2 separate regions of the Mus musculus genome follow, and region 2 is linked to region 1. A link is a loop called in an ENCODE intact Hi-C map of the cell type or tissue named here. Cell type or tissue: left cerebral cortex. All regions are shown on one strand. Links, peaks and the distances in the headings refer to the core of each region. The heading gives the core; the rest is flanking DNA.

Region 1 (2,915 bases), core at 172-2,671:
ACAGACACAACACACATGCACACACAGACATAACACACATACAGAGCACACACACACACAATCCAGATAAACACACATGCACACGCACATATGCATACCACATGCATAATCACACACACTCACAAACATGTACACACACATACACACACAAGCATGTGCACACATGCACACACACAGGGTGGGGGAGAGAGAGAGTTCCATGCTTCTCTCTTAAAGTTCTTTTTTTTTAAAGTATGCATATGGATGTTTTGTCTGCATTGTGTCTATGGACCACGTGTGTGCCTGGTACCTCAGTTTGAAACTACCACGTGATGTTCCAGGAAGACGGCTTGGTTAAAGCATGTAGTCCATCACACGGTAGTTTCTTCAGCTTCAATTTCAGGGCCTTCCCCCGGCCCCATGGGTGTCTGAAGCCAGAATTGTCTTGTGGAGACCTGCTGGGTCCTCTTTCCTTCTCTATTTCTCCAGAAACAGAGTTTATCAGTTTTATACAGGACAGGACGGCAAACAGAGCACATTGGTGATATATTTCCTTGTTCCAGCTAAACATTCTTGCAACTCTGAGAATGTGCCATTAAGGGTTAGACTCTGTCGTACCATGATGCTAAATTCTCCATCAATTTGACTGGGTTTAGACTCGCTAGTGGACAGCTCTGTGTGGCTCCACGAGGAAGTTTTCAGAGATACTTCATGGAGGAACCCATCTTGAATGTGGTACTATTCCATAAGCTGGGGTCACACACTGAATAAAACAAAAATCAAAATGGAAGCGGGCTGAGCCCCAGCATTCACCTCTGTCTGCTTCCTGACTGTGGATGTCACGTGACCAGCTGCCTCACGTGTCACATGTGATACCATGTGTCACCCTTGTGGTGGTTTGAATAGGTATCCCTCCCCCCCTCCCCACTAATGTGTTTGAATTCTTGGCACATAGGGAGTGGCACTATTAGGAGGTGTGGCCTTGTTGGAGTGGGTGTGGTTTTGTTGGAGAACTGTGTCACTGGGGGGACAGGCCTTGAGGTCTCAGGAGCTCAAGGCGAGACTCAGTGGCTCACAGTTGCTTCCTGCTGCCTGCCAATGCAGATGTAGAACTCTCAGCTCCTTCTTAGCACCATGTCCGCTTATATGATGATGTGCTCCTATCACGACAATAATGGACTGAAACTGTAAGCCAGCCCCATGTCAATGTTTCCCTTTATAGGAGTTGTCATGGTCATGGTGTCCCTTCACAGCAATAGAACCCCTAACTAAGACACACCTCAAACCGTGAACTCAAACCAATCCTTTGTTGCTTTAGTTGCTTTTGTCAGGAACTTTGCCACAGCAATGAGAGAAAGTAGCTAAGTTTCTTAGTGAGGGTTTTATGGCTGTGAACAGATACCATGACCAAGGCAACTCTTATGACGACAACATTTAACTGGGGCTGGCTTACAGGTTCAGAGGTTCAGTCCATTATCATCAAGATGGGAACATGGCAGCATCCAGGCAGGCCTGGTGCAGGAGGAGCTGAGAGTTCTGCATCTTCATCTGAAGGCTGCTAGGAGAAGACTGGCTTCCAGGCAGCTAGGATGAGGGTTCCACACCCACAGGACACATCTACTCCAACTGGGCCAGAGGCCAGACCTTCTAATAGTGCCAGTCCCTGGGCTGAGCATATATACAAACTAACACATATCACACTAACACAGAGAACTTTGAAGTCTTCAAGGAGTGAGAGGTAGAGGAGAAGATGACCTTGACCCTGTACTGGGCGTGTGTGGTTGGAACATCTGGGGATAAGGTATTAAAGAAGTTATACTGGCTTCTAGCAAGTACAGGGCAGGAATACCAGGGACCTCCTACAATGTCCAGGAAGACTTTTCTCACAACAAGAGGTGATATAACCCAGTGTCAGCTGGGCTCTGTCGCTTTTGACTTGCTGATCTCATGTCAGAAGCAGTTGCTCATGTCCTTACAGTAAAAAAAAAAAACTTTGAAATTAAAATATAAGTGCATCATTTTTCTCTCCTTTCCTCCTTCCAACTCTTCCCATGTTAACTACCAATGCCCCAAACTCATCAAACAAACAAAGGAATAAATAAATATTAAATTCACACACATGCATGCACACACAGAGACACATAGACACGTGTACGCACACATGCACATATGCACACGCTTGAGTTCAGCTTGACTTCTCCACTCATACTCAGTTCAGGATCTCCTACTTAGGGAATGGTGTCGCCCACAGTGAACTGAGTCTTCCTACATCAATTAATTAAAGTGATCCCCTACAGACACTCACAGAAGCCAACTCAGTGTAGACAATCGTTCAGTAATTCTCTCCCAAGATGATGCTAGGTTGTGTTAAATTGACAATCAAAGCTCACCATCACAAGTGACTTTATTTTTTTCTGACTAATTTTCATCTGAAGTCTATGTTATCAAATATCAGAATTACTATGCCAACTTGTCTTTGGATTCTATTTGTTTTATGTACTATTTTCTAGGCTTTGATTCTCAGTCTGTGGTGTTTTTACTATGGAAGCATATTTCTGGAAATGACAAATGGTTGTATACTGGTTATTAAATAAAATCTCTCCCTCTCCCCCCCCCGTGTGTGCATGTTCATGTGTTTGTTCATGTGTATACAGGTGTGTATGAATGTGTATATGTGTATTCAGATACCCTACCATTAATTTATACTCTCTGTTCTTAGGAGAGAGTAGTTTAATAATGAAAGCTGACTTTGCACAGGTAGGAAGGACAGACTCTGACAGAGAGACAGCTATCTGATTTAGGATGCTGCCATTTGGAATAAACTTTGTGTATTGAAGCATGCATTATAAGCACACGTGAGTACTAGCGCCTTCTGGGGCCAGAGGTGGACAGATTCCTGGAGCCAGAGTCACAGGCTGTTGTGAGCCACCTGATGG
Region 2 (2,915 bases), core at 159-2,658, 51 kb after region 1:
CAGGGAAGTCAGGGAGGCAGGAAGACGAGGCAGTTCCCCCATAGTCCATTCGCAGTTGGAGTGTGGGGTGGGGCCAGGGGACACAACGTGATGTACACTGACACATCGCTCATTTTCTTCTTTTGTATTCAGACTGGAGTCTCAGCCCAAGGAATGGTGCTGCCCCAGTTCAGGGTGGATTTTCCTATTCCATTTAACCTAATATGGAAAATTCCTCATATACCAGCCTTTCGGCTTATCTCCTTGGTGATTGTAGAATCTTTCAAATTGACAATATTAACCACTGAAGGGTTGAACTTCAGTCCATGCCGGCATGGAACTCACTAGGTAGCCGAGGCTAGCCTTGGATGACAGTGATCCTCCTGCCTCCTTTCTTCAAGTGCTGGGATTACAGGCATGAACCACCTTACCCAGCTCAGAGTTTGTTTTCTAAGATGAACAGGGTCCTCTTGTCTTACTAATGTGCCATGGTGGAAACTGCTCGGACTTCCAGCTCAGCCCTGTGCATCCTTCGGGTATGTGGACCTGACTAACTGCCTTCCTGAGCCCCAGACTCAGTATCAATACAGCAAGGACGGTTTCCGTGTTGTTGAGAAGACTAAAGAAATGGAGAAAGCTGCACCGTCCATCCAAGTGTCCTGAGATGGTGCCACACATGTCTGCAACAGACACAGTTCCCAGTGGGAAGCACTAGTCCCTGCCACTGTGGGACTTACATGTATGTAGAACTGCTGGCTTGGGTGCTGTCTTCATCATGTCTCTTGTTGTGCATGAAGTGCCTGACAAAACAGCGTAAGGAAGGAAGGGTTTATTCTAGTTCACCCTTGCAAGGGCTACAGTCTGTCCTGGCACAGAGGTCTCTGTGGATAGAGTTGTGAGACAGCTGGTGACACTGTACCTGGAATGGGGGTGAGGGTGTGGAATGCTGGTACCAGCTCACTTCCTCCCCTTTATTCAGTCCAGGGTCTCAGTCCATGAAATGATGCCACAAGGACAGTAGAACTCTCTACCTCAATTAGCCCAATCTTGACAGTCCCCTGCAGGTGTGCCCAGGAGTTTTCCTTCGACATGATTGTGTATCCTATCAGTTTGACAGTCTGTACTAACCACTGCAGTTTTCCTTTCCTTCCTTCCACGTCCTATCTTGTCCTCCAACTCCTCCTGTCCATCTCCCACTCTCTCCTGCCTATTCTTGGCATGACACACATTCTCCTTCTAACTCAACTGTATTGATTTCCTGGGGGACAAAGTCCTACAATCTGGTTGCTCAAAGCAACACAGCGCAGGAGGCAGAAATCTGAAATTGAGGTTCTGGCCTCTGGTGTGGTCATCGGTGCTTGGCTCGCCACGGTGCTGCTTCAACCTGTGCCCTCTGTCTGTCTGTCTGGCCTCTTTCTGAGAGACACTGTGTCCCTCTGTCTGGCTGGCCTCTTTCCGAGGATCACCTTGTCCATGTCTCCCCCGACTGTGTTCCACCAAGGACGTTTCTTATAAGGAGTGGATTCCTTTTGAGCATATAAACATAATTACATCTTTAAAGACGCTGACAGATACAGAACGTTCTGGGTGGACATGAAGGTTTGAGGGTGGGTTGGGCTGCTGTATCATTAACTGAGCCACTTAAATAGAGCCAAGGTGCTTCTGGCCTCAGGGACTGGGCTGGGTGTCATGGCCTGAGTTCATGTGTACTGAGTGTAACCTGAGGACATGACTGTTTCTTTGTAAAAGTGATAATTCTGCTTCCTCTTTCAGGCCCATCAAGGCTGCCAGAAGATGAAGGCCATTTATCCCACACCTCCACAGCACAAACCACATAGAATGACTGTCATAGAATGACTGTGTTATCTCCTAATGTACACGCTGAAGGACGCATACCTGCACGGGAGAACCTGCTGACTCAGCTCAGTCTCCTTGACTAAGCACCTTGGGGTTTAACTGAAGTGGAGCCCCGCGTTCTTTATTTAAACCCAGCTCTTGGGTTGTAGACCATGGAATGCGTGCAGTTCCATTCTACGGTTTTTACAGAGATGAAGCCAAGAGCCAGAGGTTGACTTCTTTGTATAATCTATCCTTCCTTCCTTCCTTCCTTCCTTCCTTCCTTCCTTCCTTCCTTCCTTCCTTCCTTCCTTCCTCCTCCTTTCCTTCCTTCCTTCCTTCCTTCCTTCCTTCCTTCCTTCCTTCCTTCCTTCCTTCCTCCCTCCCTCCCTCCCTCCCTCCCTGCCTCCTCCCTCCTTTCCTTCCTTCCCTCCTTCCCTCCCTCCTTCCCTCCTTCCCTCCTTCCCTCTCTCCCTCCCTCCCTTCCTTCCTCCCTTACCCCTTCCTCCTTCTTCCCTCTCTTCCCTCCTCATTCCTTTTTAGTCATATTATAGCTTGTGCCCTCCCCCAGCCTTGAGCCAGCTGAATCAGACCTTGTTTTTTGCCGCATTGGGCCAGCTCTCCTAGGGCTTCCGACCTAAGTAAAGTTTGCTGTCTGTCAGCTTCCTGCAAGAAGCTCCTACCTGCTGAGCAGCCTGAGCTTGTTGTCCCAGGGAGATTCTGACAAACCATGAGATCCTGGCGTGGTGAGGGATGCCCCCCCTTAAAGTTCAGACTCAAAAAGTAAAACATTGGGCCTTGATCAGAAACTCATCTTGGTCTCCTTCTTTTCTCACCGTCCGTCCCATACAGCCCCAGCTTTCCTTTCAGGAACCCAGTTCATGTAGCCACTGGCAGCTACAATATCTATTTAGCAAAACAGATCATCAGGGACTTCTATGCCCTCCTCAGCTACCGGCCAGGTCTATAGTCCTAGATGTGAGTGTCCACCGGTGTGCAAGCTTTAAATTCACCGAGAAAACAGTTGGTTACCTTACCTCAGACCAGCTTTGCTGTTACTGCAGCGGCGGGCTCCTGTTGCCTGGCTGGTTGGGGTCGCT

What was found. Hi-C counts contacts between places; a loop is a spot of excess contacts. Peaks named below come from ENCODE experiments on the same cell type or tissue, not always from the same donor. Only the 100,000 strongest peaks of a DNase experiment are listed, where the experiment ranks them.
Region 2: it touches region 1 in a loop (1.9-fold over the local background); 2 of 42 quality-filtered maps call a loop at or near these places.

The regions. Positions count from the first base shown.
Region 1 is chr2:172,313,195-172,316,109 of GRCm38, reverse strand. No RefSeq gene overlaps it. Among named protein-coding and RNA genes, the nearest start is that of Gm14273, 9.7 kb to the left of the region's middle. In left cerebral cortex, for the core only: no CTCF peak of the experiment used is centred there; no DNase peak of the experiment used is centred there.
Region 2 is chr2:172,262,312-172,265,226 of GRCm38, reverse strand. Gm40007 (a long non-coding RNA gene) reads left to right here. Exons shown (of 3, transcript XR_867058.1): 2 at 494-718; 3 at 1,753-2,098. Among named protein-coding and RNA genes, the nearest start is that of Gm40007, 12 kb to the left of the region's middle. In left cerebral cortex, for the core only: no CTCF peak of the experiment used is centred there; a DNase peak (open chromatin) is centred at 1,230.